2 separate regions of the Homo sapiens genome follow, and region 1 is linked to region 2. A link is a contact called in ENCODE Hi-C or POLR2A ChIA-PET data. All regions are on one chromosome and are shown on one strand. Each heading gives the region's core, a stretch centred on a gene start or an enhancer-like site at or near the end of the contact. The rest is flanking DNA. Distances are from core to core; before and after follow the strand shown.

Region 1 (5,179 bases), core at 2,065-4,564, 170 kb before region 2:
TGGGCAGAGATGGCCTGAACAAGGTCAAGTTATAAGATGAGGACAGGCCACCCTGGTTAACCTGGAGTACATCACCAGGGAGGCAGAAAGACACAGAGCCCACGACTGTTGCCTAGGCTGAGCTGGGGCAACTGCGGGGAGAGGGCTAGGCAGATGCAAGGAGAGGACTGTGATCCATCATGAGCTGGCTAAGCTCCCTGGGCCCAGGCCTGCCCATGTACTGAGGTCCCCAGGTCCTGGTCTTCCTGGGCAATGGGCAGAAGCTATAAGTGGGGAGATGTCACCTTCCTCCTCGTGGCCACAGCTACCACTCACAAGACAGGTAAAATAACTGTACCAGAGGTTGTGCTTAGCCCAATATTGGGAGATAGTAAATGCCTGCTTAGCTGGGTAAGGACTTCTAGGCTTGGTCACTAGTGATACTAAGAACAGGAAGGTCCTGGAGTGGGAGCCACATCTAATCCATGTCCCCTTTGAGGGCCAATTTAGGGCCAGATCCTGAAGGTCCCAAGCTAGTAGCCTTAGCCATGCTCACCCATAAAGGGGTACAGAGGGAAATCCACTCCAGGCCTGACCCAATTCCCAGTCCAGAACAAGGAGAGCACTGATGAGGTGCTGTGGAAGTTCTTGCAGTCAGAAGTTACCCCAAGTCACTCATCAGACATAGCATCTATGGGGAAGGGGTTAAGTCCAGTCTTACTTAAAGCTGGCACTGTGTGGGCCTACAAATTCTGGTCTCCCACCCCATCCCTGACTCACCCACAGCATCTGGACACCACAGGGGCTGGTCAGAGCTCAGTCTTGGCCCACAGGGTCAAAGCCTTGGTATTAAGAAGTGGGTCTCTGGCCTCAATCCCTCACCCACCCAGCCTGCCCTCAATCCTAGCACAGGTGGAAGGTTAAATAGTGCCCAGAGGGGGATGAAAACTCTCATTCCTCATCCTCTTACCCCCGTCTGCCCTCAGAAGAGCCACTTTTTCCCTAAAAGACTCAGAGAATCCCATTCCTGATACTCTGAAAAGCTCCCCGACCCCATTCGACTGCTGGGTTAGTGGGCAAAGAAGCTATACCTGGGGCCCAGCCCCACCAGCCCAACCCTGATCCTCTCCTAGACCCACCCGCATGTTCCCCTCCAAGGTACTCCGGGGAGACAACCTCCTCTGTTGGCCCTAGTGGTCCTGGGAAAGACACAGAGAGCTGGGTCCAGCTCCCTGCTCAGATGCTTTAAGACCTTGTGCCTTAAATAAGTCCTGTAACCTCTCCAGACCTGTATCAGGTCCTGTACCAAGTGCTTTAAATGTATAATCTCATTTCATGTTCACAACAACTCCTTATCTTTCCCCATGAATAGATGCAGAAACCTGGCTTCCAGAGTCTAGGATATCATCCAAGGTCATGAAACTGGCAAACACAGGATAGCTATTAGCCATATCTAGAGGACTCTGCACTTGGACTCATAATTAAAACTTGTGTAAAGGCCGGGCACGGTGGCTCACGCCTGTAATCCCAGCACTTTGGGAGGCCAAGGCAGGCAGATCACGAGGTCAAGAGATCGAGACCATCCTGGCCAACATGGTGAAACCCTGTCTCTACTAAAAATACAAAAAATTAGCTGGGCGTGGTGGCGCACGCCTGTAGTCCCAGCTACTCAGGAGGCTGAGGCAGTAAAATCGCTTGAACCTGGGAGGTGGAGGTTGCAGTGAGCTGAGATTGTGCCACTGCACTCCAGCCTGGCGACAGAGTGAGACTCTGCCTCAAAAAAAAAAAATCTTTTGTAAAATGAGAAGGGCCTTTGCTGTACTTCTAGCCTCCAGGAGCCACTATCCCTGCCATGCTCTACCCATCCATTGGCACAAGCTACAAATGAGTAAAGACCCCAGAGATGACAGATTCAAGGGATTCTGGGTATGGGGTGTGGCCCTAGGCCCAGAACTGTATGCCTTAAGCTGGAACCAGGTACCCGCCCCCAGCATCCCCCTGACCCCCACCATGCCACCTATATCAGCATGCCAGGTCTCCAGGGAGCCTATAGTCTGAGGTGGCTAGATGGCTGGCCCGCCCTCTGCCCAGGAACCAGGGGTGGGTTGGCCCAGGGCCTGTCCCTTTCAACACGGGACCAGCGACTCGTCAGGAGTCTATCAGCAGCCTCCTGAGGCTCCACAGGTGCAGTGGGCATCAGCCTTGTCCTCTGGCCAGCCCTGGGAGGCTCACACCACTCCAGCCCAGACAGGCAGGGGCCACAGGGAAGAAGCAGTCCCACCCAAGCCTTGGTGGGGTCTCAGCTTCCAGCAAAGGGAAACAGATCCATTCCAGTCAGAGGAGCTTCACATGGAAGGGGCAGCCAAGCTGAACAAGAGATCCCCTTTGGGCCTGAACACATGGGTCCAGCCAGAATCCCAGAGTCAGGAGTCACCCCTTCCCTGCTTCCGGATACAGCATCTCTAGCCATAGTGACTCCACCCCTTGCTCACTGGGACACTCAAAGCTTAGCTAGGCTACGCCTCAGTTTCCCCATCTGTGAAGTAGGGAGGACCACAAGCCTGACCTTACAGGACAGTATGACGATGAAACATGTTGCTGAGCATAGGAAGCTTAGCAGGGGCGCTAGACATAGCTTCACTCACAGGCTTCCGCTGTGGACCCTCCAGGATACCCCAGGCCTCAGTGAGGGCTCACTGACCTTCAGGGCACACTTCTGTCCAGTGCGCCGATGGAAGCACTCCAGCACTTTGCCGTTCACACCCAGGCCCAGCACCTGCTTGGACAACTGGTAGTCGTCGGTCACTGCGTACTTCTTGGGCTCCCGCCGCCCCCCCGGAGCACCGCCCAAGCCGGGTCCGCCGGGTGCAACTGGCGGGGGCACAGGGCCCCCCTGCTCCTCTGCTGTTTCACCATCCATGGCCCCCGCGGGGCGCTCAGAGGCGGCCCCAGCCTGGCGCTTCTAGTGGCACCTGGGGGAAAGGGGAAGAGTGAGTCCCGCCCAGACTTTTCCAACACACCCCAGCCTTGGAGCCTCTGAACTGGGCTGGGCTGCGAGCCCGGGGCAAGCTGGGAGTGCGGGACGAACGGCCTGAGAGTACAGACGTGCAGCAAGGGGCGGTGGTCGCGCGGCGGGGTACAAGCGAGCACCGCCCGGGCACGTGTCAAGAAGGGAAGGGGCCGGGCGCCTAATGGCCGCGAGGTCCCCGGAGGAGGCCGCAGAGGGGGCCCAGCGAGGGCGTACCTGGCGGCAACGCACCTTGCTGAGGTACCGGCGAGGGGCAGGAGAGGCGGTCGCGGGAGCTGGCGGCCGCAGAAATCCCAGGGCCGAGAGTCGCGCTGCCGGCGCCCACGTGACCTCCCCCCCCTCCCCACCCCCCCCTCCCCCACTCCCCCACTCCACCCCCCGCTCCCTGCGCGTCATCCCAACTTGGGGCCCCGCTAGGTCAGCCTTAAAGGGCCAGGCGGGCCCCGGCTGGGTCCCGCCCCCGAGCCGGAACAAAATAGGAGGCGTGGCTTCCCGAGGGGGCGGTTACTTCCTCGGTTTCCAGGGACACCCAGGGAGGCCCCTGTACTGGCAGTCCGCTACTGTGCGGGTCCCGGGTTTTACTCGCAACCTAGAACGTGACAGCGCAGGACGTCTTATTTCTCTTGAAAGCTCTCCTTGAGTCGGGTGTTTGCTCTGCACGCTGCCAGGTGGCCCTCCAGTATGGCTTGCTAGGCTTCCGACTTGCCTAGTGTTGGCCAACCCTCAGCGTACTCAACTTTTTAAACATGCCGAGGGAGGTGGCATCTTGTCGTTGTTGAATTCGCCACTCTTTAGTCTCTGGTGGCTCTGGGAGTCTCCAGCACTGGCGACTGCCCCCTTTTTGCAGCTCCCGCTTATGCCCTTGACTCGCTGCTTCCCTTTGGTATATACAGCATCCTGGGGACCAGAAATCCCGAGTTGCCATTTGATCAGATCCGCCAACATTTCACCTTATGGTTTGGGCTTTTGGCGTCGTGTTTAAAAAGTCTCTGTCTCCCATCCGAGTGACAGATATTCTCCATTAGCTTTCTAGTTTTGCCTTGCACATATAAGTCTCTGTTAAGCCCATCTTAGACTACCTTACGTATTTTGAGCCAGTTTTCCCAACACCGGCTGTTAAGCAACTCTCATTTCACAGATGAGGAAACTGGGACCCCTGGGGAGAAAACAACTTGTCTAGAGCCATAGGGAGGGTGGCTGTGGCTGTCTTCTGGGACAGATCTGAACTACTTGCGCACATCACATCACTCCCCCAATCCGGAAGCTGAGGGACCTGAGCGAGCTGGCTCACTTGGAACTGGGAAGGTGCGGCTCAGCGCAGGGGCTCTGCATGGGCCTCTGCTGTCATCTACAGGCCATCTACAGGACTGCAGGTACCAGGACCTCGGTTCCACTCAGAGGCGTCTTCCAGCCATCCTACTCTTGGCTCCGGAATTTAGGCCCAGTGAGCGCCTCCCCCTCAGCCCCTCTGGTTAACACACGCACACTCACGGACCCCTGGGCTGCATGTGCAGGCTCATCAGAGAAGTAGCTCTTGGAAAGATGATCTTCTGTCAATGAATGAGTGAATGAGTGACTGAAAGGGTGCTACAACTTATTAGTGGGTACCCACTGTGTGCAGATGTTGAGTGGAGATGGGGTTGGGGCTCTGCCCCTATTTCTTTCAGGCAACCTTCAAGCTAGCAGTGTTCAGTGAAGCAGGAGGCTCCAGACAATAGCCTCAGCTGGCCATAGTGAACACTTCTTGCAGACCAGATGCTGGGAATGTGCTCTCCCTGCAACCCCCTGACCTTACAGAGCCTAGAGGAGGTCACACTATCCCTTCTGCCCCACACTACAGACACACAGGACAGAAAAGCCCAGAGAGGTTAAGTGACCTGTCTGAGGTCAGCAGCTGTCATGACAGAGCCCCCATTCCAACTCCAAAGCACAACCTCAGGGCTGGGCTCTTATCCTCAAACCATGGCCTCCTCTCCTAGTCCTTTCTGGCTCCTCACACAGCCACATGTGCAAACATACTCTCACACATGTACACATGCAGTCACACCTTTACACATGTGCACACACATGCATATAACACGTATAAACACACATGCATATAACACACATGCACACAGATACACATGCACATGTGCACACACACATGCATTTATGCCCAGCTGGACCCAGGAT
Region 2 (4,921 bases), core at 1,860-4,359:
TCTGTCCTATTCAGGGGACATTTGGATGCGCAGGGACCAAAGCAGGTGACCTGCTGTAGGCTGTGCAGTGTATGTGCAGTACAGATGGAGAGGCTGCTAGGACTTGGGAGGTGGCACAGATGAACTCACCAGGGGGTTTAGGGAAGGCTTCCTGGAGGAAGAGGAGAGCTGAGGGGTGAGCATTTCTGGGGAAGCATGGACAAAGGCCAAGTAGTGGGAACGACTCTGGCAGGCAGCGGGGAAGAGAGGAGAGGCTGGTGTTAGGGTCTCAGTGATGTGGAGATGGGCTCATGGACTCGTTCTGGACCCAGTGAGAGAACTGAGCCTTCTCTCTGAGGTCATATTCCTGGGAAAAGACTCTGAGACTCTTAAGATTTGCACACAGGAGGCCTCTGCATCATCTTCAGACAAAGAGGAAATCCTAGATTTTAGCAGGGATGAGGGGCTACTTCTGCAGGCTCAGAGAGTTTAGTGGGGGTCAAGGTTCTTGAGTGCAGTGATTCAGATGTTCCCATCCTACAATGCAGGGCCCCACTTCTTTGCTGTCAGGGTCTTGGCCTGGCCTTGGTGTAACCAGCCTGCTGGGATTGAAACTATAACCCCCTGAGGATCTTTGACTCTTGTGATAAAGTCCTGTGCTTTTCTGCCTCTGGTTGCAGATGAGAATCATCTTATATCCTGCCAAGGGGGCTTCTCATGTTCACATTTCACCGTAAATTTGTTTTGAATCTTACTCAGTCTTGCCTTGTCTTTCTCCAAAGCATTGATAGCTCCCAGCCACAGCCATCCCATTCCATAGTTCTTATAATTACACTTCCCTGAGCCTGTCTGACACCTGAGATGTTGCACCCATTCACAGGTATCCCAAGCTGGTTCACAATGAGCAGTTACATCCATCACATGTCAGGATTGTCAGGGCTCCCCCTGCCTCCATGGAGAGGTTCTCGTCAGCACAACAATGCCCACTTTAGGGTTGGCCTTCTGGGACCACTTCTGGCACCAGCTCCGATAGGGTCCATTCCCTGGAGTCAGACTCTGAGATGGAGGTCATGTGCAGGTGTTTACTGGAGAGTACTCTTGGGAACCACACCTGTGAGGGGTGAAGGACGCAGGGTTGGGCAGCAGGAAAAGTTGGGCTGTGAGGCATTCTCAAGCCTGAGCCAATTCCACAGACAGCCCTGGAGGTGGGCTGGCCCATCAGAGCTGTCCCCATTGAGGCCAAGGGACCAGGCCTCTGTGCACCCCCACTCCACCTCTGTGACCACAGGCAGTGGAGCCACATCTGCTCGGGGTACAGCCTGGGGAGGGACTCGGATGAGAGGAGTCAGCAGGCAACACCCTTGGCAGTGAGGGGATGAGGGCCTCGTGCCGAAGGGGTAATCTGGGTGATGCAGCCCAGCATCCACATCATGAGACTTGTGCAGCTTGGACCCAGGTTCTGGTTATGCCTCTTGCCAGCGCTGAGGCCTCGGGTGAGTCACAAGAACTCTCTGAACCCAGTATCCCACCTGCAAAATGGACCATTGCCACGCCTCCACCTCCTGGGGTTGGTTAGGAGTGGGGTCTGAGGTGGGCTCTGAGACACAGTGTGAGCTTGAAGGGTGCACCTGTGGGACAGGGCCAGGTTCCAGTCACCATCCAGGTGGGAACTAGGGGGCCTCTCAGCAGGCTCCCCATCCTCTCACTGGACAGGCCCCTGGCAGCCAGGTTTGAGGAAATGGGAGACATGGGCTAAGTCTGTACCATCGATAAAACCCATGGAAGTTGTCCAAGCACTTGGTCAAGGGGCCAGGGATGAAAATAGTGGAGGGGCATGCAGAGGGTATCTGCTCAGCCTGCTCAGTGGGTTAATTAGCGTGGATGGAGGTAGGCTGGGTTCAGGGGCCTGAACTTCAGGATGACTGGTAGTGTTCAACAAAGTGTCAGGCAGCCTGGGGAGGGGCCTTAAAACAGCCCCTGGGCCGTGCGTGTTGACTCATGCCTGTAATCCCAGCACTTTGGGAGGCCGAGGTGGGCAGATCACCTGAGGTCAGGAGTTCAAGACCAGCCTGGCCAATATGGTGAAACCCATCTTTACTAAAAATACAAAAAATTAGCTGGGCATGGTGGCGCACACCTGTAATCCCAGGTACTCGGGAGGCTGAGGCAGGGGAATCGCTTGAACCCAGGGGGCAGAGGTTGCAATGAGCCGAGATCGCGCCATTGCACTCCAGCCTGGGCAACAAAAGTGAAACTCCGTCTCAAAAAAAAACAGCCCCTGGTGGGAGGGATAAAAGTGATGATGGCAGAGGCAGGGTGGCTGTCCATGGAGGGGGCACTAAGGGCCATTGGGGTGGATGAGGAGCCCCTACAGAGGTCATGGACTGGTCACTTTTGAGGCCTCTGTAGGCACAGTGGTTTTGTACACACCACAAATGAGTCCTCATTTCCAAGGGCCCCATGTAGGCGGGGAGACAGCTCAGAGGCAGGTCCCATGTCCAGGACTGGCACAGGGTCAGAGCCCCTGGGTCTTGTTGGCTAAGGACACCCGTGACATCGGCCAGTGTGGCTGGTGCGGTGGGGTGTGACGTCGGCGGGCGTCTTGCGGATGTGACTGTGGGCAGGGAGGGGAGGCCTGCCGATGGGAAGGGAAGGCTCTGAGTCAGGCATGCGCGCAGCAGGCCTGCCTTTTACAAACGATCATCAGCCTCAGTGTTCCAACAGCCTCTTTCACTCTGTAAAAGCCTTTTCTTTGGAAAAATAAAAGAAGATTGGAGGCAAGTACAATATTTGGCTGTGGCGGCTGCTAATTTGGCGCTGAATGTCACCTCCGCCTTTCTCTTCTCTGATGCCAAGTGCTCCTTTCCTGGCTCTGGTGGGCGAGAGCAGGGTGATGGGGGTGCAGGGCGGGCTCCAGAGCCTCTTAAGATTCGAGATTCATTTCCTTAAACACACATTGTCTCACTCCAATTTCACGTCCGAGCAGTTCTGGCGAGGAATTAGCAGCTCCTGGGAGAGAGTGGCGGGTTCTGTTTACACGGGGCGGGGGCAGGGTAGGGGAGGCGGTGCGGGGGTAGGTGGGGCTTGGGGCCCATTTGCACAGGAAGCCCACACAGGAACTGGGTCAGGGACTGCCTCACCTGACCCGAGGGCCCTCAAAGGGAGCCAGGCCGATCCGCTGTCAAAAGAATGTGTGAATCCTGCCCCATTTTAGATGTCCTGTGTGCATGGAAGGTGGGGCTGTATAGTGATTTTGGGGGCAAATCAAGAATATTGGGCTTTCAGGTTGGCCTAAGTCTCCACTGAGAGGACTGGTTGAGACCTGGGGGCCACCTTTAGCTTGCCCCCTTCTGTGGCTTGGGGCTCACAAACTCTGGAGGCTGCAGTTTGCTTTGAGTCAGGCTCCATGGACCCCTCCTCACATGGAGCCTCACCTCCCACTATGTCCCCTCCACAGCCCTTGTGAGCTTGGGTGGTGACAGTCCTGTCATTGTGTGGGAGAAGCAGCTCCACTTCATGGGTGAAGCCCCAGAACCCAGCCCTAGGTCTCTCTCCCACCTACTCAGTCCCTAGGGCCCGGGCTGAATGCCTGTGTCTCTGATGGGGAGTGTGGTGGGCAGTCCTGGGAGTACAGGCTCCCCCCGCCCCAGGCCACCCTCTCTTCATGGCCTCAAGGTCATTCTGAGTGTGGTGTGGCGGAGGCATCACAGGGCCACGCTTTAAGACCCTTCTTAATGGTGTCCTTTCAGGCTGACACTATTTTCATCCCTGGCCTTGATTTGGGCCTTCTTGGCTGGGCTTGTTTTTGTATGGCTTCTGAGGCTGGGTCTGCCCTTTTATGCCCTTTCTGCCTTCCCCATGCCTAAAATCCACAGTCACCCCCTAGTCCCAACCACTACCCCTGAGGAATCTCAGCAGGGCTGCGCAGCCATGGAGGTGGCATCAGGGTTGAGCCTAAGGAGTGCTATGGAGGGTGGCCCATCCCCCAGCTCTCCTGGGCGACTGCTCATGCATCACCTCCTAGAGGGGAGACCTGCTAATTTGTCAGCCCATTAGCTGGGCACGAGCAGCATATGGACCCAATTCCTGCTACCCTCTTCCTGCCCACCTCTGATAGCATCATCAGGGCTCATGGTGAGGTCCTAGGTCCAGGGTTGGATCACAGGGGTGGGGGGCTGCCATCTTGCTCCGAGGCTGAGCCCCTCAATGAGGCAGCCGAGGGTTTGTTCCTCTCTTGGCTTCAACGAATCTACCTTAGGAGTTCAGTGATGAAGCCTCTCTAAGCCACTGGCTAAGAAGGGCCCTGCTTTTAGGAAACTGGGCTTTATTTTTAGTGTTCAGAGAAAGATAATTTTTTCTCGCCCACCATCAGCAGGAAGATCAGTCGTTTTCGTGATGTTTCCAGATCCTCTTGTCTGTGGGATGGGGGTGGGCAGGAAGGATCCCTTGCCTGAGGGCTTCGCTGCGGCTCTCCCCCACATGCAGGAGGGAATCTGTGCCTCAGACTGTCTCTGTTGCAGCCTGCGCCATCAATGGGGTGTTCTCAGGGTCTGTGGGGGTAGTGGCTAGAAGCGGGCACCAGCACAGTGTGGGTGGCCTGGCTCTAGGGATGTGACCAGTGCAGGGCTCTAGTCCCTCTGAAATGGTGGGCAGAAGGGCAGGGACTGGTCTGCTTGAGGGTACCCTGGGCCTGTGCACACACACAGATGTTCCCTGAGACCTACTGTGTGCTGTACTTGAGCACAGGAGCTCAGGGCTGAGCTCAGGAACACATGCACCTTACTTTGTTCATTGCGAGCCTTCCCCCAACATGCGCCATAAACCTGGGCATATACACACCAGGATACATATGTGCATCGACACACAGGCACCAGGATATGTGAGTACCTGGAGACATACACTGGGTCATGTGCTTGGGCCTGAGGTGCCCATGGAAGCACCA

The links. Hi-C counts contacts between places; a loop is a spot of excess contacts on that map. ChIA-PET counts read pairs that join two places held with the same protein, here RNA polymerase II (POLR2A). Pooled maps may share reads with other maps.
Region 1: a loop to region 2 is called in a map of naive thymus-derived CD4-positive, alpha-beta T cell, with 4 times the contacts of the local background. The contact joins the promoter of MAPKAPK3 here to the enhancer-like site in region 2. A Hi-C loop is called at or near these places in 1 of 168 maps with a recorded cell type or tissue (naive thymus-derived CD4-positive, alpha-beta T cell) and 7 of 50 pooled maps. POLR2A ChIA-PET finds 5 or more read pairs at or near these places in 2 of 52 experiments (both activated naive CD4-positive, alpha-beta T cell).

Annotation. Positions count from the first base shown.
Region 1 is chr3:50,615,286-50,620,464 of GRCh38, reverse strand. It overlaps MAPKAPK3 (MAPK activated protein kinase 3), which reads right to left and starts at 3,314. Exons shown (of 11, transcript NM_001243925.2): 1 at 3,224-3,314; 2 at 2,681-2,951. The coding sequence starts at 2,899. RefSeq lists enhancers at 1,688-2,640, 2,641-3,594, 4,462-4,551 and silencers at 2,861-3,010, 3,261-3,310, 3,321-3,370.
Region 2 is chr3:50,448,464-50,453,384 of GRCh38, reverse strand. The region is part of intron 2 of CACNA2D2 (calcium voltage-gated channel auxiliary subunit alpha2delta 2); the gene reads left to right. Among named protein-coding and RNA genes, the nearest start is that of CACNA2D2, 53 kb to the left of the region's middle. Within about 2 kb of position 3,109, at least 22 of the 41 ENCODE cell types and tissues checked have a DNase peak (open chromatin) inside an H3K27ac peak, as active enhancers do.